2 separate regions of the Homo sapiens genome follow, and region 1 is linked to region 2. A link is an interaction called in ENCODE POLR2A ChIA-PET data of the cell type or tissue named here. Cell type or tissue: OCI-LY7. All regions are shown on one strand. Links, peaks and the distances in the headings refer to the core of each region. The heading gives the core; the rest is flanking DNA.

Region 1 (11,528 bases), core at 3,018-5,517, 91 kb after region 2:
AGCAGCTGGGACTACAGGCATGTGCCACCATGCCCAACTAAGTTTTGTATTTTTAGTAGAGATGGGGTTTCACCATGTTGTACAGGCTTATTCTATATATAGTGAATTATGGAACAGAGTAAAATATTGTAGAAAAAAATGCTAACAGGAGCTAAAACTAGAAGGGTTTTCTGTTTGGCCTCTAATTCATGAGGATACTTTTAAGTTGAGGCATATGTAATTGCCATTTTTGTGGGTCCAAATACAGTTGAGCAGCAGTAATTTTATATGATTAAACAATAATCTGGGGTCATTCTCATTAATTGTTTTTTTTTCTTTTATCAGTTTTTCCTAACTGAATTGTCATTGTTAAACTTTTCAGTGAGGAATGGCAATTGTTTTCAAAAGCATTGCTTTCATTTTAATACAACATTTTTAAAGGCTCTCTACTAATATCTTGGCAAAACCTCACCATTATTCATTAGTGTGGTAACAAGCATCACCTAGATCTCCTTGAAGAGAAGGCTCACATATGAATCATCTTTTTTCTCCCCACAGCTTTTACATTATGCCTGACTATAGGAGGTACTCAATAAATATTTGTTGAATAGTTGCCATGAACCAGCTTTTTACAAATAACTCAGCAAAATACTGGTGGCGATGAAAGCTAATAGTTGATAATTTAGGTGAAATGAATCAGCAAATTGTCCTATAAAGGTTAACGATGTTTTCTGCTGCTTTGTTTGTAAAGGCCACTTGGATGTTGTAGCATTGCTCATTAACCATGGCGCAGAAGTGACCTGTAAGGATAAGAAGGGTTATACCCCTCTGCATGCTGCAGCCTCCAATGGACAGATTAATGTTGTCAAGCATCTCCTGAACCTGGGGGTGGAGGTGAGCTATGATGAATGCATCAATGCATGGCCAGTGTATTTGTAAGATTTCTGTTATTCTAAAGTTAAATCCTGTTTGCACTTTAATTCAAGGGCAGGGGAATTGTTTTCTAGCATCCTGTCTTTTTGAGTTTTTGTGGGCAACTGATGAAGGGCAGTGGGGGCATACACTAAGCAGAGGAAAACTGGAAACTGAATAACTTTCTATATCAACATAGATAAATATATAGACATAAAGATTCTATGTAATATATATTAACCAGTTGTTCTTAAAGACTGGCCAAGGTTCTGCATCCCACCTTCCAAATGTAGCCTTCTAAGTCATGACTTACAGCAGAAATGAATGAATAAATGGCAGAGACAAACAGCAGCAATGTCTACTCTTGAGCTGGAAAAGGCAGACTGCTGCCTTCTCTTTCTGCTGGTAGAACAGGAGCAGTGGTGAGGCTGGAACATCCTGTCCCCCAAGAAAGGAAAACCAAGTTGCATCATTATGGAAAACCATAATGAGGAAACCAGGCATCCAGGGCAGGTCTCAGAAAGCAATAGGGAGCCGTGGACGAAACACACCTCCTGACGGCACCACTGCTCTGCTACTAAAATGCAACCTGGTGAGGTGTCGGACTCCAGAGCAAAACAGAGAGTGGATTCTGACCCGCCTTCCATGTTTAGACTCCACAGCCACCTCCCCTGCCATCTCCGCAGCCACTTCCTCTGCCATCCCCCACCATTTCTTGAGGTTTTCTGTGCCCCAATCCTAGAGTGTGGGACTCTTTTCATTCTCCTCTGATTTACTTCTCTTTTGGTGTTTTGAAAGCAGCTTTGCCCTTCACCTTTTATTCCTTTGTTAGCTGAAAAATACCTCTCCCCAGGATGAAACTTCTCTGTCTCCAGTTCATTTTTTGCCACATTGACTTTTTGCTGATCTTTACCATGGGGTGACAAGCATTCCCAAGATGACCACACTGGGGCAAGAGTAAGCTCTGAACAATTATATTGGCGGATGGCTATTTCCTTTCTCTAGCCACAGCCGTTATGCTTTTTGTGGAAAATGGAGTAAACTGGCTCTAATGACTTTAATCACCCTGTGTTGGACTCTTTTGCAGATTGATGAAATCAATGTCTATGGAAATACAGCGCTTCACATCGCCTGCTACAATGGACAGGATGCTGTGGTTAACGAGTTGATTGACTACGGTGCTAACGTGAACCAGCCAAACAATAATGGGTTCACCCCTTTGCATTTTGCTGCTGCCTCCACTCATGGTGCTTTGTGTCTTGAATTGTTAGTAAACAACGGGGCAGATGTTAACATTCAGGTATGACACTCTTAGTCTCTGTGTTGAATGCCTTTGCATTGAGCTTCTGTTTGAGCAAAATCAACTGCTGCAAATTATGCCATGTTTTAGTGAGTTGGAACCTCACAGCCTTGTCCTGGATTTGGAGGCTATAAGAAAAGTTGTCTGGAGGCTGAGGCAGGTAGATCATGAGGTTAGGAGTTCAAGACCAGCCTGACGAAGATGGTGAAACACCATCTCTACTAAAAATGCAAAAATTAGCCAGGCGTGGTGGCGGGTGCCTGCAATCTCAGCTACTCGGGAGGCTGAGGCAGAGAATTGCTTAAACCCGGGAGACAGAGGTTGCAGTGAGCTGAGATTGTGCAACTGCACTCTAACCTGGGCAACAGAGCAAGACTCCGTCTCAAAAACAAAAAAAAAAAAGTTGTGTTATTTTTCTTCAGGAGTGGTGGTATCAGCTGAAAGGTACCAAGGCTCCAGCCGTGTGTTCTTGTTAGCTTAGTGAATGTGTCAGGACAAATACTGGATCTCTAGGATATTGACTTGCCCAGAAGCTAATACTGAGGTGAATGTTGAGCTGATAGGGCAGTGTTGCTAAGAATTCAAAGGAAGGCCTAATAATGATTGTAGGCCTGTTTCCAACTCCAGTGTGGGTTTAGAGCTTCTCAGATACCTTCTTTCTTTTCTTTCTTTTTTTTTTTGAGATGGAGTTTTGCTCTTGTCACCCAGGCTGGAATGCAATGGCGTGATCTCAGCTTACTGCAACCTCTGCCTCCCAGGTTCAAGCGATTCTCCTGCCTCAGCCTCCCCAGTAGCTGGGATTACAGACATGCACCACCATGCCCAGCTAATTTTTTGTATTATTAGTAGAGATGGTGTTTCACCATGTTGGCCAGGCTGGTCTCAAACTCTTGGCCTCAAGTGATCCACCTGCCTCAGCCTCCCAAAGTGCTGGGATTACAGGTGTGAGCCACTGTGCCCAGCCAATACCTTCTTAAAGCAAACCCCAGATAGTGGCTTCAGTGATGTAGCACTGAGCTGGTCATCACAATCATTCCTTTATTCAGCAAATTTACTAAGGACTACCCAGTGCCCTCTGTTTGGTACTGAAAGAGTGCTCTAAGATGAGATTCAGTCTCTGCCTTTAAGGAACTTACAGTGTAGTAGGGAGGTAGCATGCACTCAGGTAATCATGAGCAAGAGAAGATATGATGAGAAGAGTCATAAAGCATTGCAAACTCTAAGAAGCAATTGTTGACTTGTTTTTTGCTTGGGAATAAAAAATGGAGATCGATTTTGAGGGGAGACTTGGAAGATTAATGTAGTTGAGTTGAGGAGGGATAGAGATAATTTGAGAGAGAGTGTTCCAGATAGAACAGCATGAGCAAAGAGGGGTGGGAATTCTGGATAGGAAAACCTCTAGGTAACTTGTCAGCTTGCCATGTGACAGCTAACCAAGGGGAGCTTATCACGCAGCATTCATAATTTGGGCGACATCACTTGAATGCATTTAGATTGTAGCAGAATATCCTTAGCTGTGCTAGGAGACCTTTTATTCAACCCAGGCTTCCCTTCTTCCCAGCACACAGGGATCCTGAAGCAAGGTCCCAGTGTATTCTGTCTCTGGTTTTGAAAAATGATTTCTAAGGTGTAATTTCAAGAATATCACATCAGTCTATTTTAATAACCTTCTCTATTCACTATTAAAATCTTATATTTTTTCACAATTTCTAATAGTGGTGAAAGATGTGACAAATTTTCAGAATAGCAATTGATTGTATCAAATAGAGTATAATTTTATGAACATGCCAAGTGTGGTGGCTCGGCCTGTAATCCCAGCTCCTTGGGAGCCTGAGGTGTAGGATTCCTTGAGCCCAGGAGTTTAAGATCAGCCTGAGCAACCTAGTGAGATCCTGTCTGTAAAAAGCTTTTTTATTTTTAATTGTATGACAGAAAGGAGCCAGAAATGAGCTGAAATGTGATTTGACCAAGGAAGAGGACTCATCTACTGGATGATTTTGAGCCCAAGGAGCTTGGGCCTCTCCAGGCTCTGCAGGCCACGAATCATTCTAGGGGTCATATGATCAGACCTGAGCATTAAAAACAGTAATCCGGTCACAGAACACCAAAGGCAGGAAAAAAAAAGGAAAATAATCATATATATGACTACAAAAAAGTCTTAAACATTTATAAAACAAAACAACAACAATAAAACCTCTAACATGAAATTAAAATAAGAGCAACTTAGGGAAAATTTTCTTCAATATACATGATAAGCAAATAGTTAATATGCTTGATATAAAAAGAGCTCATACAAATCAATAAGAAAAAGTGATCATTACTAGAAAACATGGAGCAAAAGTCAGATCACAAGAGAGAATAAAAAATACATTAAGCCTGTGAAAAACTAGTATTACTGGTAATTAGAAAAATACAAACTAATACAAAAACGTACATTTGTGTTAAAGAACGGCAAATATCAAAATGGCTAATAACACCTAGTATTATCAATGAAAACATTGAAATGCAATAAAGAAATATGATCTCTTTTTTAATGCTAAAATGTTATGGTTATGTGTGTAGATGATGCAAAAACAGAGAAAATTCTCTGGAGTATGTACCAATATGCTAGCAACAATTATCACTGCAGAGAGACAAAATTATGATTTAGGTTTTTCTTTCTTTCTTTCTTTCTTTCTTTCTTTCTTTCTTTCTCTCTCTCTCTCTCTCTCTCTCTTTCTTTCTCTCTTTCTTTTGTTTTTGAGATAGAATGTTGCTCTTGTCATTCAGGCTAGAGTGCAATGGCAGGATCTTGGCTCACTGCAACTTCTGCCTCCTGAGTTCAAGTGATTCTCCTGCCTCAGCCTCCCGAGAAGCTGGGATTACAGGCACCTGCCACCATGCCCAGCTAATTTTTGTATTTTTTTGTAGAGAGGGGTTTTTGCCATGTTGGCCAGGCTGGTCTCTTAACTCCTGAGCTCAAGCAATCCACCCACCTCAGCCTCCCAAAGTGCTGGGATTACAGGTGTGAGCCACCACGCCCAGACTTTAGTTTCTTTTTTGTGTATTTGCTTTAGTCTTCTGATTGTGATACAATGAGAATTTTAAAAAATTATTTTTATTATTATTATTTTTTTATTGAGACAGGATCTGGCTCTGCTGCCTAGGTTGGAGTGCAGTGGTGGGATCTTGGCTCACTGCAACCTCTGCCTCCCAGGCTCAAGCCATCCTCTGGCCTCAGCCTCCCGAGTAGCTGGGATTACAGGTGTACGCCACCACGCCCTGCTAATTTTTGTATTTTTTTGTAGAGACGGGGTTTTGCCATGTTGCCCAGGCTGGCCTCCAACTCCCGAGCTCAAGTGATCTGCCTGCCTTAGCCTCCCAAAGTGCTGGGATTACAGGCATGAGCCACTGCACCTGGCAGAGCATGTTATTTTTATATCCAGAAAACCAAAAAAGCTATTTTCACTTTTGAAAAAAAGAAAACCCAGGTATAGTGGACCTAGAGAAGAGCTGATTAGTGGATAACTAGAAATCAATAAAACTGGCATTGGTAAGAGGTAATAAGAGAACAGGGGAACGGGACTGAAGGGAGAGGCTTTGCAGAAAGAAAATCAGCAAGACTTGGTGGGACATGAACTGGAGGAGTTGAAGACTAATGTAAGGATTGAAATGTGGCAAAGAGGCCAGGCGTGGTGGCTCATGCCTGTAATCCAGCACTTTGGGAGGCCGAGGTGGGTGGATCACCTGAGGTCAGGAGTTCAAGACCAGTCTGACCAATATGGTGAAACCCTGTCTCCAAAGATACAAAAATTGGCCAGGCGCGGTGGCTCACGCCTGTAATCCGAGCACTTTGGGAGGCCAAGGCAGGCAGATCACGAGGTGAGGAATTCGAGACCAGCCTGACCAACATGGTAAAAGCCAGTCTCCACTAAAAATACAAAAATTAGCTGGGTGTGGTGGCGCATGCCTGTAATCCCAGCGACACAGGAGGCTGAGGCAGGAGAATTGCTTGAATCTGAGAGGCGTAGGTTGCAGTGAGTTGAGATCCCACCACTGCACTCCAGCCTGGGCAACAGAGCAAGACTCTGTCAAAAAAATAAATAAATAAATAATAAAGGAAGGAAGGAAGGTAGGAAGGAAGAAAGAAATCCGGCAAAGAAAGGTGGTGCAGCAGAGTAGTTAAGTGTTCCGTTCTGGGGCCAGACCGCCTAAATTCCAATCCTAGCCTTGACTTTTAGTATCTATATAATCATAAACAAGCTCTTTGTGTGTCTCAGTTTATCTGTAAAATTAGGGAAACAATAGTGTCTTCTCCATGGAACTGCTGTGAATATTAAACAGCTTTATCATACATAAATCATGTAGAATAATATCTGCCACATGATAAGCACTAGAAAAATAGATGTTATTATTGATGTTCATTAAGAAAGACGTCAGGAGGAAGAGTAGGCTTAGGGAGTTAAACCAATATATTTAGTTTTTGACAAGCTGATTTTTAGGTTTTGGTATAGCCAGTCTGAGAAGCCCAATAGTGTCAAATGTGGTGTTCTAGCATGGCAGACTGGTAGAGAACAGAAGAAAAAATGTAGATTGCTTCATTCATGTAAAGGTGATTGTTGAAACCAGGAGAAAGGGACGAGACCGCCCAAGGAGAGAGTATGTAATAGCATGAGTACAGAAAGTGAAACAGCCCTTTACTCTTAGGAACAGGAGGAGGAGAAAGAGCCAGAGAAAGGGATGATAAAAGGAGTTAGAGGAGACAGGAAGGAGTGTCGTGTTTTCATGAAGATGGAAAGCAGACAAAAAAGAATGGGGGCATCAAAGAGACCAAGGAACTGTCGTCTGAGGTTGGTAAGGAATCTTTGCGTGAGGCTGAAGTCGCAGAGCGTGGTGTTGAGGGGGCAGGAAGCACGTGGGTGGTCAAACTGCCAGCGTTCCCAAAACTGTAGACATCTGTCTTGCCATCCTGGTATCTGAAGGACATCCTGTGAATCCTTCAAAGGAAGGGAAATTATTGGAATTTAATAAAGGCGCTCTCTTTACCAACCTCCACTTAATTAATTCACAGAGTTGTCTGATGCACTTCATTTTATCTGTAAAACATGCCACCAATGCTCTCAGTGTGCCCCATACCAGAGGCTAGAAGGCTACTCTCTGGCACACCGGCCTACTGCTCCCAGTTAACTGACCAGTGGTCAGTTCAGATTGGATAAGGGACTTCAGCTTCTGTGATACATTGGTTTTTGCAGCCCCTTCTTCCCTTCCACAAATGGAGCTGAAAAGCATAATTCCTTAATTTTAATATTTATTTTTTTCCTGTGGACTGCTGATCATAACTAGAATATAAGAAATGCCATTTTAAAACTCTGAGATTTGAGTTTATTATGATTGACTCTGTGTAAATAGGATTTTGAATCAAATCTAGCCTTCATTCTCAGTCTCCCTTCATCTATTCTGTCTGTATCCTCCGATTTCCTAAATCTCTTTGAATCCTCCTTAGTTATTCCAGATTCACTCTGGATGCACGGATCATCTAACATTTCCATAGAGCCATCCTGTCTGACTCTGGAGGTAGCTGTCTAATTAAAGTTGTTATCTCTCTGTACCACATTGCTCCTTGGATTTTGAAAGTGTTTGTAGATTGCAAGACAATTTGTATTTGTTTAGATTTTCCAAAAGTTGAGGGAAGTAGCATATTGAAATGCAGCCATTACCTATCCACATGTTCACTTTGTTTTCCTCTATTCTCACAAAATAGTAAAAGTGATGTCTTCATGAGCAACTAAAAGATGGATGGGAAGAGGAGGAGGGATGTGTGTTCAGCCTGCATTTCACAGTTCCTCATTTTGCTTACATTGATTGACTCTGGTCCTGTTTTTTGACTTCATGATATGAGTTTAATTGTGATAAAATAAAGATATACTTTACTGATACAATAATCAATTGATGGTTTACTTATAATTTGTAAATAGGTAGAACATGAGAAAGTATAAAATATTTTTTCTTTTCCATTAGAGACTACATTGTAATTTCTGTAGCATCTCAAGGCTCTTTTAGCAAGCATTCAAAGTAAGCGTTAAAGAAGGCACTAGACATAGAGCTGTGCTGGATACAACTTAGAAAGACAGACTCAGAAATTGCCATTGCCAGGTTGTCTACCTCCTGTTCACTGACATTTAGCCTGTGCATGGTCTCAATTCTTTTCTGTCTGCAGGCTCTTAGATCATTTAGCTCTAAGAGATGGGAGTTGAAACATGTCTGCTTGAAGTGGACCAGTTCCCTTCTCTATATGTACCAGGACCAAATTATGGAATAGGTTGTGTTGGAGAAGTTGAAGGTGGAAACTGGAATGGGCAAGAGTAGGCAGTGATAGGGACGGTACTTAGAACGTTGGAGAAGTAAGGGAAAGGAGAGGAATGAGTGAGCCAACCACGTTCCATCTCTCTTGCCCTTAGAACCATACAAAACAAAACAAAATAAATTGGACAATGTGTGGCTTTTTCACACCAGTATTTTAGGAGGCTCTTGCATTGAATTAGGAAGACTTATTGGGTTTCTCACCTTATTTGACCCCACCCCTAACCGCAGGTTGGACTTAATGTTATCCCATAGAGCTTTTATTGCTCTGTAGTAGGGCCACTGAGCTCTGTGACCCCAGGGGTGTACCATGCCACAGAGAACATTATGCTTTCAAGACCCTGGGGAACAACAATGTCTGTAAATTTAGGGAACGTATATGGGATATTGGAAGATGAGGAAAGAAGGCATTAGGAATAAAAGAAAAAGTGAATGGATTTCTGAGGAGACTGGTGGTCAAGAAAATATAAACACTGCTTTTAGTTCAAAGATTAATCTTCCTTAGGCAATGCTGAGTTCTGCCCTGAAAGAGTACTAATATTTGTTGTAAATATTTTAATCCTCAGTATTTTTCCTTTATGACTTAGGGCTTGATTATGCCTAACTCAATAGAAGTGCTTCTTGCTTAATTAAATGGATTATCAAAATAACAATAATTTCAAAGCCCTAAATTCTATGGGAAAATGTAGCTAGAAAATTGGAGGGAGACTAGAAATTAAGAAAAAAATTTTCATAAAAGCTTTGAATAGATGGAAGAATTGCACATATTCTCTCTTTTGAGAACGCAAGGAATGTTTTATCTTTTTGTGCAATTCTAGGAATAGTAGCAACAGCCAGTACCCCTGCATGATAAATTTCAATTTCTCAGATCATGAAACTCAGTAGGGTTCCCTAGTCTCAACTTTAATGTTCTGAGTTCTAACTTTTAAGAATTATATAAAAAGTATTATCCTTTTGAGTTTCATTGGTTTTCTATAGCTTTTTGAAATAATGAGCTCCCTTTACACCCATACCATGTGAACAAAGTTGTCCCAAAATGGCTGCCATGATACTCTTAATGCTTTCTGTCCCAATTTCCCCACCTTATCTACCTGTTTCCCTATGTGAAGAAAAAAATATCAGCTATAGCCTGGACTCAGGCTATAGATGAACCCAGGCAAAGATCTGCAAAGATGGATGCAAAGCAATTGTCACCACTGATCATATGGCTGTTCTTTGCATTTTACCTAACTTTGGTCATCTCCATTTACTTGTCCCTTTACAAGTGCACAAGCACTCTCAGAGAAAAGAAGGTTGTGGTGTTTGCTATCCCTGAAATGGGCCTGGCTTTGCCCACCACACACTTCAGAGATCACTTCTGCTTTGTCTCTCTGCCTGCAACTTAGATAGCTACCACCAAGTTGGTGGTTACTCCTTGGTAAGGCCTTTAAGCTCTTTTATAGACATGGAAAATTGCTTAGCTGAATATTGTGAAGATATTTTCTAAATGCTGAAGTATTTATAGCTTTAGATATATTTAATTAATAATTACTTATGGTTTCATATTAAGAGAAAACACTGGAGCAAAATTTAAAGAAATAGCACCACCTAGGGACAAGTTAATGCCAACTCCACAATTTCTGCCTTCTCTCGCCTTAGTTATTTTGAAGTGTCATCACTTTTTAATTGGAAGGGGGTGTTTTAAATCCTTATTCCAAAGTAGTTCCCAGGTGTTTCAGTCCTTGGAACTGTGTGCAGTCCCGACAACTAAGGCCTAGCTCTGGAATCAGATAACTTTTAGGAGCTCTCCTTCCCAGTATGTCTCATGGTCAGCGATGGTTTTGTATCTCATTCTCTTGATTGCTCCAGTTTTTCCTCTAAAAGTATTATCAAGCTTCAGCTCTCCTTTCTCAGTCTGTTCTGATTCAGATTATACTCATAGAAGATGGAGAAAAGATCCTATTATTTCTTTTCTTCCCACATCTACCTGAGAATATTGAATTATAATGATACATGTTTTTTTTTTTCAATTAAGATGAACTTACCGTTCTAATTAACTTTTTTTTCTTGGCACAGACTATGTGTAATTCCTTTTTTATTTCTAAGGAATAGACTTATAGAATATAATAAAATGCTTGTGTTAAAACCTTGGTTTTATAACCTATTTTAGCCCACAGTCCAAAGCAGGGGTTAAAAATGGGACCCTCTTACCCCAATTCTGTAGTTCAGGGTTAAGGTACAGAATTCATATTTCTTTTTCTTTCTTTCTTTTTTTTTCTTTTCTTTTTTTCTTTTTTTTTTTTTTTGAGACGGAGTCTCGCTCTGTCGCCCAGGCTGGAGTGCAGTGGCACGATTTCGGCTCACTGCAAACTCCGCCTCCCGGGTTCACGCCATTCTCCTGCCTCAGCCTCCCAAGCAGCTAGGACTACAGGCCCCGCCACCACACCTGGCTAATTTTTTGTATTTTTAGTAGAGACGGGGTTTCACCGTGCTAGCCAAGATGGGCTCTATCTCCTGACCTCTTGATCCTCCCGCCTCGGCCTCCCAAAGTGCTGGGATTACAGGCGTGAGCCACTGCGCCTGGCCCAGAATTCATATTTCTAACAAGAATCCTGGGTGATTCAGACGTGGGCAGTCCTTGGTCCACTCTAAGAAATACTTACCTAAATTATTATTTGTTTTCCAAGATGGAGTTTTTAAAACAGTCATTTTAAAATACAGGCATTTGGATTTCATCACAAAATGAACATGCATTTTTAAAACCTCGTATTTTAATCTCAGACTTAGAGAAATTTTTCCTCTGAGACTTATAAAAATAAGTGTTACATAGATTTTTTTGATAACAATACTTGGATGAAAATACATTCTCTCTATTGGGGATACTTTTATTCTAAAATAACAGTAATATTTTCTTTTGGGCCTATTTTCAGAAGAAATTCTGTAAATTACTATTTCTTAGTTACATATGGTATCTTGGTATTTAGTATAATGATGATTGGTATATAGCTGTTGTACATTT
Region 2 (11,528 bases), core at 5,198-7,697:
GGGAAGTGAGAAATGATGACATGCACTTTGAACTCAGTATCTTAGAAACGGGCCACCCTTGCTCTCCTCCCACAATCCAAATCAATTTCTGAAAAAGCACTCTGGTCAGCCTGGATAATGCACCCAGCCCTGCTGATGAGAACAGCGGAGGGAAATGTCTCGATGAACAGTTTCATCTGGATCACAAGGATTTAGGAGGGACAGCTCCTAAAATGGAGGGAGGTAGGACAGACTAAGAAGCCACAGATTTTCCCTGCAATGACATTGATCCTTTGGTGGGTATTAATTAGTTCACAGAAGAAACTCCAAAGAAATTTGTGGATTACTGGATAGCATGAATTATGGAGGAAATATTGCTGCTCTTCCTAAGTGAGAGACCTTTAGGGTGAAATGACTCATTTCCTCTGTTGAATGGAAGCACCATTCTTACATATTACTTCCACATTAGGACACTAATATTTGAAAACTATACCAGACTGCATTTTGAATGACGACTTTGTACCCAGTATCTTCACATGAGTTACTCTTTTGATCCTCACAAGCCTCCAGAAGAGGTAGGTGATGTCTTCTTGGTTTTACTAAGACAGGCATCCAGGGCATAGTTGGAGCCAGCAAGGGGCAGAGCAAGTCCTTGAACCCCGATTGGTTTGACTTTAAATTTTGTGTTCTTTCCTCTACATCACAGCTGCTTGGAAGAGAACTGCCAGATGCTGCTGTTAATCAAGGTTGTGAAGTTGCATACAAATTGAGAAGGAAAGGAGGAGGAAACAGCATCATAAATTTTGGCACAAAAGTGTAAAGCTTTTAAAGACCCTCAATATGTCACTGCTCCTAGCTAAGTTTGTTGCCACATAATTAGGCCGAAAGTCCTAATTGCAGGTTGATTTTTAAACCTACATGACCCTGTGCCAGCAGGATTTATGCTGAGACATTTACTTTAATTAAATGGCTACTTAGTGACAGGGCTTAAATATATATCATTTAAAGAGCCAGATAGTTTTTTTTCAGATACTCGGTCGATCAAGAACACATTTCATCCTTATTAACAATACATAGTATTCAACTAGAAATATTTGATTTGATTTCATTTAATTGAAGCCATTTGAGGTCATCAAAAATTATTTGCGGAGATTTTCTCTAATCTGTGGTTTCAGGGATGGGAAAATTGGAAACACATGGATTTACTACCTCACACTCTCCCACTTCAAATGTTACACTGAGGCATTGGTACCTTCTAACCCCCTGCACTGAGAGAACCTCATGCGGCCAAAACCTTTGGTTTCTGAAGCCTAGCCAATGACATGCAAAATAGCCTTTTCTCTACCAAAAGCAAGAAAAATCTTCAGTTGAAAAATTGGGCTAATGTTGTTCAGTAAACAGTATGAATTAAAACTAGTTCAATTTGGCTTAGATTTTATACATCATCTCAACACAGAAGATTCTGATGCAAAGTGAAAAATGAAGCATATACTTGCTTTAAAAATACAGCTGTTCTGGCCTGGCATGGTGGCTGACTCCTGTAATCCCAGCACTTTGGGAGGCTGAGCCGGGAGGATCATGTGAGGCCAGGAGTTCGAGACCAGCCTGGCCAACATGGCAAAACCCTGTCTCTACTAAAAATACAAATACTAGCCAGGTATGGTGGTGTGCGTATAATCCCAGCTACTCGGGAGGCTGAGGCATGAGAATCACTTGAACCCTGGAGGCAGAGGTTGTAGTGAGTGGAAATTGTGCCACTGCATTCTAGCCTGGGTGACAGAGTGAGACTCTGTCTCAAAAAAAACAAAACAAAAACAAAAAAATCCAGCTGTTCTTCTAGTCCCAGAATTCCAGTTTGGCCTGCCTTGGAGCATCTATTTGGGAACAGGCATATGTGACCTTCCAATTCAAGACTTTGCTTCTGTTGTTGCTGCTGGGATTGGCAGGCTTCTGTGTTCTAATTACTCTTTTAAAATTCCATTTAAAATGCAATTTCATGTAAATGTGTGTTTTCACATTTAGTTTTTATAGCATTTCTTTTCTTTCCCAACTATATCAGTGATAGGTATTAACTGTAAGATGTGGTATATACAGATGAGCAAAAGAAAAAAGGAGAAAATAACTTGTAATCTAATCACTAAGACATAAATACTACTGACTTGGTCTTTTTTCTCTTACTCTTCCTCTTTATGTATGTATGTACATATTTACTTAAAATATAGACTTGCTATCTCATTGTATATGTTACTTAATGCAACAAAATTCTTTTTGCATGTTTGCCAGGTGCCAGACACTAGGCTAGGCCTTGGATATAGTTTTGTTTACTGTTTTTTTTAAATTGTCACTTAATGCTATATGATAAATATTTCTCCAAGTCTTTAAAAATTATTTGAAATGACATTTTTAATAGCTGCATAATATCCCATCATTTTGATGTGCCATATTTTATTATGTCCCTGAGATTGGACAATTAAGAAGCTTTTGGTTTTTTTTCTATAATAACCAACACCCTAATATACACCCTGAACATAAATCTTTGTGCTCATCTCTGATCATTTCCTTATAGTAATTTCCCACAAAAATTATGGGGGTAAAGAATATGAAAATAGCTATAGCTTATCTGAGGTTGCTTTTCAGTTGCTACCTTCATCTTATTCTTTCTTTGTCTCCAAAGTGACTTGATTGCCTTAAAGTGATTCTAAAATTCACATAGCATTAGAGAAACCTAGACTATGCTTTAGAAAACAGTCTATCTTCCCAAAGATACATATACCCTCTTAAAGGTGCTGTAGTATTGCCAAGATACATACACATATAATATCTTAAAGTTGCTGTATGTACCTTTTTAAAAAGAGAAAGAGTTCTAAGCTTGTTTACTTAGAAGGTCTAATAAATCAGATCATTAAAAGTGTGAGAATTGCCTGTTTATGAAAACGTGCAGTTGGTTCAAACTGGCTATATAAATCGGCCAGATTGTATGAGCCAGTCTACAGGAGCTTAGCAGTGTACAGGTCCAATTCCATTATTTGCTCAATAATAGTTTTATGCTTAGGCTCAGCGTATGAGGCTGATAATTGTGGCATGATAAGACTGCACAGTGCTCAAGTGTATAATGAGCAATGCTTAGCTGGAAGAGAGAAAATATTTATCAGTGCTTTGCTAATGAGATGTTTTTTATATCATCTAATGAGTTGGTTTTATTTTAGGTAAGGTTAAATGTGTTTAATATGTTTCATAGAGATCTTGAAATAACATGTGCTGAAATAAATTAGAAAAAAAATCAGAAAAATTCCAAGTGGGCTCTCTGGAGTAATCACCTCGTAGATATTATTTTGAAAACCAGAAAACTGGTTGGAAGATGATATGCCAAAAATAACATTGTCTACATTAAACAGACTTACTTTATAGACCGCTTGTGTAACAAGATGTATAATGCTCTCCTTTGAGAACTTCTCCTTCCTTCAGGCTAACCTTGTTTGGGTGATATACCAGACTGTGTTAGAGGGGTCATAGCTCGCTGGGTGGCTAAGCCCCTATATGTGTGAGGTAGAAGTCTTGTAGAGTCAAAATTACTCTTGAAAATCTCTTTGGAAGGTGCCACCATGGAGGCCTGTATACTATCCCTTGTGGAGGCCAACACAGCCACTTTGGCCTGCAGAGTTGGAGCCGCATTGCTGTTTCTTTGAGCACCAGATAAGAAGTTGGCTTGCATTTAGGGGCCAACTTGTATGAAAAATATGTTTCTTTAAACACTAGAATCCCAGTCAGCTCTGTGAGATGTTCACACTGTGAAAAGCTTTCTGGAATGAGATGCAGAGGAAGCTGTGGGGTCGTGTTTCCTTTTTTCTCTCTCACCGTGGGCATGTGATCACCGAGTTCCTGATTGAAGTGTGTGTTTGTGTGTGTACGTGTCCACCTCCCTTCCTTGTGGGTGTTAACTGAATTCTTTTGAGCAAAAACATGTCTGACATGACACCACTGCAGTTGCTGTGATGCAGAATTTTTACTCATGTAGAAGTTCTTCTGTGAGAGCCTGCAATAACCTTTTTGGTTAATACTCCCTATAAAAGGAGAGTGGAAGAGGCAGGGTGAACAAATGTGTTATTTTGAATGAATGTGAATGAATCATGAGCAGAGATTTATTGAGGGCCTACTATGTGCTAGCAGTTAGGGATATAGTGGTGACCACAGTGACCGAATCCCTGCCCTTCTAAAACTTATGGTCTTGGTAGATTCCTGAGAATTTGCCTTTGTCTAGGCAACAATGGACTGACTAGATAACCATTAAATACATAGGGGTTCAAATATTTAGTGCAGAAGCATTTTGGGTTCTCGAATAGGGACTGTGTGATACAAGTGGTTTCTTTGAAAATTATCCATGATCTAAGCTCACACACTTACTGGCTCATAAAAGCCAGTTTCAGAGGCCAGATGACTTTCGTGTTTGGTGCCAGTGTGCTCCCACTGGATCCCTATCTGCCTGGTTGCAAACTCTTGGCTCTAGTACTGCCTGATCTCTAGCATACTTTGATCCACCAGAAAGTCCCTCCTTGTTCCAGTTCCAAAACTCTAGCTCTGCAATATCTCCTCTCCTTCCCCCAAAGTGGTGCTGTGGGGTGTGTGTGTGTGTGTGTGTGTGAGAGAGAGAGAGACTGAGAGAGAGAGAGAGGCTCAGTGAAGGGAATTCCCGTGCATGAGCTTACTGTTGATTACTAGCCCTTCATCACCGGAGTGTTGGTCACAAACCTGAGGAGGGCAAAGTGATTGGAGTCCCGAGGTGCTTGTGTTCCTTTGGCTCTGTTGGTCTGGATCTGTCGATCACCTTTCTTGGGGCTTCTTTGTGCTGCGTCGTCTCCTGCTTGCTGCCCCCCACTATTCCTCTTCTCTGAGTTATGGTTTATAACCTGCTGCATCTCCTAATGAACACCTGGAACCTCCAAGTTGGGAAAAGAAGGAGCATCTCATGGTGCCTGGGGCAGCAGGATGGTGTGGCCCTGACTTGGCCCAAGATTCTTGTGCCCCTCGAGGTGGTACCCCTGAGAAATGTACTCATGGGATTAGCGTGATTTCACAGATGGTTAATTTTTTTAAGTTAGTTAACTAAAGACATTATTTTTCCATTGAAATGAACATGGATATCTTAAGGCAGCACTAGACTGTAAAATTCATGTGAATGTTAAGTTAAAAACGTATTTTTCAGGCAGACATGTAGGGAAAGACGTTCACTCTTGTCTTCTGTTACAGGTACTTTGGTGGAAGTACCTGGTTGATCCTGGCTCCTTGGCTAAGTTATTGAAATTTTCTGCAGAATGGGGATAGTTGGAGGATTCACTGGGATATGCAGAAAACACTGAGTGTGTGTTACTTGCCATCTCTTCCTGCTCCCCATTTCCCCACAACATCCCTGGGTTGTCTCTCACCCTGGAGGTATCCTGCTCCCTGTGTCACTGCTTCTGTGGCAGGAACTATGCCTTCCCTGCCCACGTGTGCTGGTGATGCTGCTCCTGGGTGTCCTTGGATCTGCCCAAAGGGCAACTCCTGTGATCTCCCAGAATATTGAGGGTGCAGGACCAAGGAGTCCTTAGAGAGCAGCTGCAGCCTAGGTCATGGCATAGGGGTGGGTGGGATATGATTAGAGAAGAGGCAGGGGGTCCTCCTGGCCCGCTGCCTTTTCTCGGCATGCAGGTGCACAGTGGCGTCTACATACTATGAGGGAGTGTGTGATCCCCAGGTAAACCCCACTGATGGAGCAGGACAGGACTAGCTTCTAGACACCCCCTCTCCAATACCACCAAACAGAGCACATCCTGCCCCACATGGATGCCTCTGCCCCATCAAAGGTGGCAGGAGGACATTTGCCTCTCCAGCCTCTCATTCACTGTGCTCAGTTTCTGTTTCTGACCCCCTTTGAAGCTGCCTCTCTCCATAAGGGAGGAATGATATCTGAGCCGAAGGAGGATGACACATGCCATTCCAGTCCACAACCCGTGGCCCCCTAATCTCTCCAAGACAAGATGTTCCAACAGGTGGGGGTGATCCTTCTCTCTTAAGGCCTGCCTTGCATGAGGACAATTTGCTTCCTTCCTAATCTCTGGAAGAAGGTGTTAGAGTCAGATAGGCATTGGCCTTAAGGAACATTTATTTCTGAGTGTACCAAGTGTGTCTTTGATGCTTTCCCAGAGGAACCAGCTCAGTGTAATGGGAACAGAACAAGCTTTGGCGTCAGAGAAATCTTGGTCTGGATGGGACCTCAGCCCCTCACTAGCTTTATAACATCAGTCAGGTTACTTACATTACTGAGCCTTGGTTTTCTCATCTGTAAACGGAAGATGTTAATCGTAACTCACTGTTAGGGGTGAAGAGGAAGCAATATAATGTATGAAAAGTGCTTGCCATACAGTAGTAGCTCAATAAGTGCTTCTCAACACATCTCAAGCCCAGCATTGGATTCAAGACAGTCCTTCTTAGGAGGCCTCAAATCACATTTGTTTTCTTTCTTTGTCTCCATTCGAAACACCCAACTTCCTCTTGCTGCTGTTCTTTTTTTAGGAGTCAAGAAAAAACAACCTAAGTAAACATTCTCCACTAAGGTGTGACTGAAAGATAGTCTCCTCACTCACTCAGAGGTGATTTCAACAGGGGAAACTTTAACTCAAAGGAATTTCTGTAAGACGTCTCTTAGGTAGTAGGAGTGGATTCCTGTGGTCTCTGTGCGGTTCCTGGCTTTGCCCATATTCCCCCAAGTGAGGTCTCCAAGTACCCAGTCCCCAGCAGCCCTCAACTTCTAGCCGCAGTCATATCTTCACTCCCTGTTAGGCTAAACCCTCATCTGATTCTTTGCTCCCCTGACTCACAAGACAATCTTGTGCTGTGTGCTGATACAGCATGCTTATCTGTCCATCTTAGAGAACTTAGAAGCAATGTGCTTTAGCTTTTCATGACAATTTCCATAAACTATCCTAGTTCTTAGAGGAAAATGAAGTAGTTAAATGAAAGACCAATCAACCAATGTTTAATTCTTGATGAAATTAAAAGTTAACTGATGACATAACTGGTGGATCATCCAGATTTCTCCTAAACTGGAACGGCAAATGGGCCAGCTGTTATTGACTGGTAATGATTGCCTGGACTGCTTGAGTGCTGAGGAAGAGTCTAAGGTTGTGCTTATTCAAGATGGAAAAGAGTATCATGCTTGATTAGTGATGTCTGCTAAAGGCACAGGAATGGATGTGGCAGCTCTGACTACATATTTGTCAGGCCTTTCTCCGACTCCCATCCCACCATTTCTCTGTTCATTTGCACTCCCACTTGAGAGCAGTTGGGGAATTGAAAGTGTTTTCAAGCCAGGTTTACTCTGGTAAATGATTTAGCAGGGCTGAAGCAGGATGCCAACTAAAACTTGTTTTTCATGATTATCTATAGATTTTATATTTATCCTATTCTTGGTGTACATTCACATAATTAAGAGTTGCTATGAAGTCAGAGTTTTTTTATCTCAAGGCTCATAAACAGCATCAGGATTTGGTCTATTCGAAGAAACTACTCAGAACGTCTTGTCTTTTCATCTCTGAACAGCCATGAGAATGTGAACTGTAGGCAAGGAAATGAATTGCATTCATGAATCACTTGAGCGGCACAAAGCAAAGCTTAGAGCTACCTCTAATAGTCTTGCCTGTTATATCCCCTTTGCCTTTATTCTAAATGCCTATTTTCCAGATAGCCTAATGGATGAATCACACTATGTTCTGAGAGAGGCAGACAAATAGCCTGGAGAAAATGGGGCACTTACATGGGATTTCAGGTTATTCTTCTCCAAGCTTACCATTAGAACCCATGTGAAAGCATTAAAGAGAAAGCTATTCTTTTTTTTATTTTTTATTTTTTATTTTTTTGAGACAGAGTCTCGCTCTGTCGCCCAGCCTGCAGTGCAGTGGTACAATCTCGGCTCACTGCAAGCTCTGCCTCCCAGGTTCACACCATTCTCCTGCCTCAGCCTCCCGAGTAGCTGGGACTATAGGCGCCCACCACCACGCTCGGCTAATTTTTTGTATTTTTAGTAGAGACGGGGTTTCACCATGTTAGCCAGAATGGTCTCAATCTCCTGACCTCGTGATCTGCCCTCCTCGGCCTCCCAAAGTGCTGGGATTGGGATTACAGGTGTGAGCCACACTGCTTCTGGCCAAGAAAGCTATTCTTGAAAAATAAGATACCTGGTGTGTGGCACAGCTTACCATTGCCCACTTACCTCTCTCACTGGGAACTGAACCACCTGGATATTAGAAGTTGAAGGGCTAATTGCTCTTTCTAGAAGTTTTGCTTATTATCTTCCATTCTTCCCTTAAGGTGGAAGGAGAGGTGAGTGGATCATCATATAAGCCTTCTGAGAACTAAGAAGAAACTACCAGCCCCTTCTCTGGCCTCCACTTTGTTCTTGCACTATTGGGGCGCGTGGGGGTTGTCACCTGGTATCAAGCATTCTCCACTAGGGCACCTATAGGCAGGTTGAGGTCACGCTTTTGTTTTGAGAGTCTTCTGTGGAGTTACTTAGAAGATGTCTAAAATACGTAACAAATCTCAGACCTCTCTTTGAGCATTGACAGTAACATATTTAGAAAGTTCGAGGAAAGTGATTTTTTAAAAGTTCATCAATACTATGTAATACTACGATAAAACCAACAGCCCAATAATAGCAACAAAACTCCCTGTCACCATTTGGTGTCGCCTCTTCTTTCCTGGCTGTACAATTTATAGAAGGGGGAGGAAGACTTTAGAATTTTACTTTTAGGAATCCAGTACATTTTTAAAAAGCTGGTTGTGTTAGAGGCTGGCTTGTAAGAACTCGTATGTGTCTTCCTCATTTCTGTTTTTCTTTGAGTTGCCAAATGTTAAGGTTGGGATTATTCAACCCATATGGGGCATGATTTCCTTTTTTCTATAACATTTCTGGGCAAGCAGATTTTGACTCAGTGCTACCAATCTGGGGTGTGTGCTCCCTTTTCCTGGTGGACTGGGGAAAGGTCTATCATAATCTCATGAAAGAGCACCATGGCAAAGGAAGAAACGAGAAGAGGATCTTTCTCAGTGATTTGAGATCAGTGGTGAGCTGGTGTTAAGAGTAGTGTTTCAAGAGAAAAACAGAAAGGGAAGGGAACATTTTCATTTTCTAATATATGTTTTTCTCTGCTGGCCTTTGAGATGCCAGAATGATAAAAATCAGAGGGGTCATCTGAGAGGTGGCAAAAAATAAAAATCACCTCTAAAAGAGAAGCAGCTTAATGTGCCATCCGCAGGCACAGCTGTTTAATCATGGGTGATTATTACACTGGGATAGACTAAAAGAATTAAAAGAATGTTGTGGCTGTGATTTAAACAATGAGGACTCTGGTAAGAACGTCCTGGCCTCATTGGTGAACTAGGACTGCAACCTGAATGGAGTTATTGAATAAATTGATAGCACAGTTTTCAGACACCTGCCCCCTTCCCTCCATGCCATGATTTTCCAGTTGCTTGCTCTGTGGCCAATTTTGGGGTAGATCCAAACTTGCTTCTTCAGCACCTAGCAACAATCTCAAATGCCACAAGAAGAGTTTTAATTTAATTTAGTGCACGGCCACATTTAGTAAGTTTTTGAGAATGTTCCTAATTTATTAGCTTAAAATCTTATCACGATTTTTAAATCCATCACTTCTCTTCAAAGAATGATGAATTAAAATGTAGGTAAATTTTTCTTACTTTCCTTGAATGAAATACACTGAGAGCAGACAGTCTGATTGACACTGTTATGTATGAACATGAGGGACGTAATTCTAAAGAGTACTGGCCTTGCAATAACTCTTTAGATTTATCTTATGTGACTCCTATGCTTAATGACTCTTTGACAATTGATGATGGAGGAGCCAGTCCTGTACATCCTTTCCCTACTATGTTATTATTGATAACATAATCAACCAAAATGCTTTTTGTTTGTTTGTTTTGAGACGGAGGAGTCTCGCTCTGTCGCTCAGGCTGGAGTGTAGTGGCGCCATGTCGGCTCACTGCAATCTCTGCCTCCCAGGTTCAAGCCATTCTCCTACCTCTGCCTCCCAGGTTCAAGCCATTCTCCTACCTCAGCCTCCCGAGTAGCTGGGATTACAGGCGTGTGCCACCATGCCTGGCCGATTTTTGTATTTTTAGTAGAGATGGGTTTTGCCATATTGGCCAGGCTGGTCTCAAACTCCTGACCTCAGGTGATCCGCCCACCTCTACCTCCCAAAGTGCTGGGATTACAGGCACGAGCCACTACGCCTTGCCTTATTTAATACTTTTGAAATTACTTCCCTAAACATCTTTTCCCTAGCAGAGCGCTAACAGTGTGAACTTCACGGCAGCAGAGACTATGTTTGTTTTCACCCATGCTTGTATGTCCAGCCTAGGCAGAATGGCCAGCACATAAGAAGGGCTCTGTAATATTATTTACTGAAAGAATGAGTGAAAAAACATCATCTCTATGCTGCACATCTTCTGTCGTGCCACCACTTTTGTGTGGCTTGTCATCCCCTCTTAGCTGAATGACTGCCACAGCCTCCCTTGTGTTCTCTCCGCCAATCCATTCTCCTCTCCGCAGCCAGTCTGAGCTACTAAAATGTGCATCTGCATATGTCACCCCCTTCTGTTCAGTCTTACTTGCTTCCTGTTTCTCTGAGGTTAGTGACAAAGTCTCAGCGTGGCCAGCCCCACCTTACAATTTCACTCCTTGCATCCCACACTCCAGCCTCTGAACTAGTCACATTTCCCCACACCTGGTAGGCTTAGGCTCCCTCTGATCTTTGGGTCTCTGTAGATGTTACACCTTCACCTAGGAATCTCTTTTCCCCAGCTTAGCTGTCACCTCCTCTCTGAAGCCTTCCCTGATGACACAAGGCTGGGTTGGGTGTCCCTCCCATATGACCCTGTTGCTTCCACCGTGATGTCACTGTTTACTTTTCTTCCTCCTCTCTAGATTCGAAGCTTCTTGAGCCTGGGACTGTATCTTGATCATTGCAGAATCCTTGCCACCTAATGCATTGCCTGGCCCACCATCGGCACTTGGAGAAATGATTGTTGAGTGGGCAAGAAGAGGGCAATATGGCATAGTTGAACTAGCATGGGATCTGGAGCTGGAAAGATCTTCCCAGTGACTGGCAGTCACCTTGGGCCATCCCCAAACTCCCCAAGCCCCAGTTTCTTTCTCAGGGAAATGGGGTGGAGGACATCACTTCGCAACTCACCAGGTTGTTCTGAAAAATACAGTGAGATGACATAAGGAAAGCAGCACAGGGCCTGCTCCATAATGAGCTCTGGTACATTGTTCTTCCTTTCCTCAATCCCTCCTTCCCTTCCTTACTGGCCAGGTGGGTAAAACCATGGATCAGAATACTAGAATTCCAGTGTTACAGTCAAAGATTAAGTGGTTCTAAATCATCTAGAACCAGAAATAACATTTGACCCAGCAATACTATTACTGGGTATATACCCAAAGGGGATGCTTTTTAAAAATACACACTCCTGGACCTTACTCTGTGGTTCTGGGA

What was found. ChIA-PET counts read pairs that join two places held together with the same protein. Peaks named below come from ENCODE experiments on the same cell type or tissue, not always from the same donor. Only the 100,000 strongest peaks of a DNase experiment are listed, where the experiment ranks them.
Region 1: POLR2A ChIA-PET joins it to region 2 with 5 read pairs; 5 of 35 experiments call an interaction of 5 or more read pairs at or near these places.

The regions. Positions count from the first base shown.
Region 1 is chr2:197,111,995-197,123,522 of GRCh38, reverse strand. ANKRD44 (ankyrin repeat domain 44) reads left to right here. Exons shown (of 28, transcript NM_001195144.2): 7 at 731-873; 8 at 1,979-2,191. Among named protein-coding and RNA genes, the nearest start is that of ANKRD44-AS1, 80 kb to the left of the region's middle. In OCI-LY7, for the core only: no CTCF peak of the experiment used is centred there; no DNase peak of the experiment used is centred there.
Region 2 is chr2:197,205,143-197,216,670 of GRCh38, reverse strand. All of the region lies in intron 1 of ANKRD44 (ankyrin repeat domain 44), which reads left to right. Among named protein-coding and RNA genes, the nearest start is that of ANKRD44-AS1, 13 kb to the right of the region's middle. RefSeq lists a silencer at 619-668 and enhancers at 3,640-3,879, 10,743-10,932. In OCI-LY7, for the core only: no CTCF peak of the experiment used is centred there; DNase peaks (open chromatin) are centred at 5,800, 6,490, 7,170 and 7,570; H3K4me3 peaks cover 2,500 bases; H3K27ac peaks cover 2,500 bases.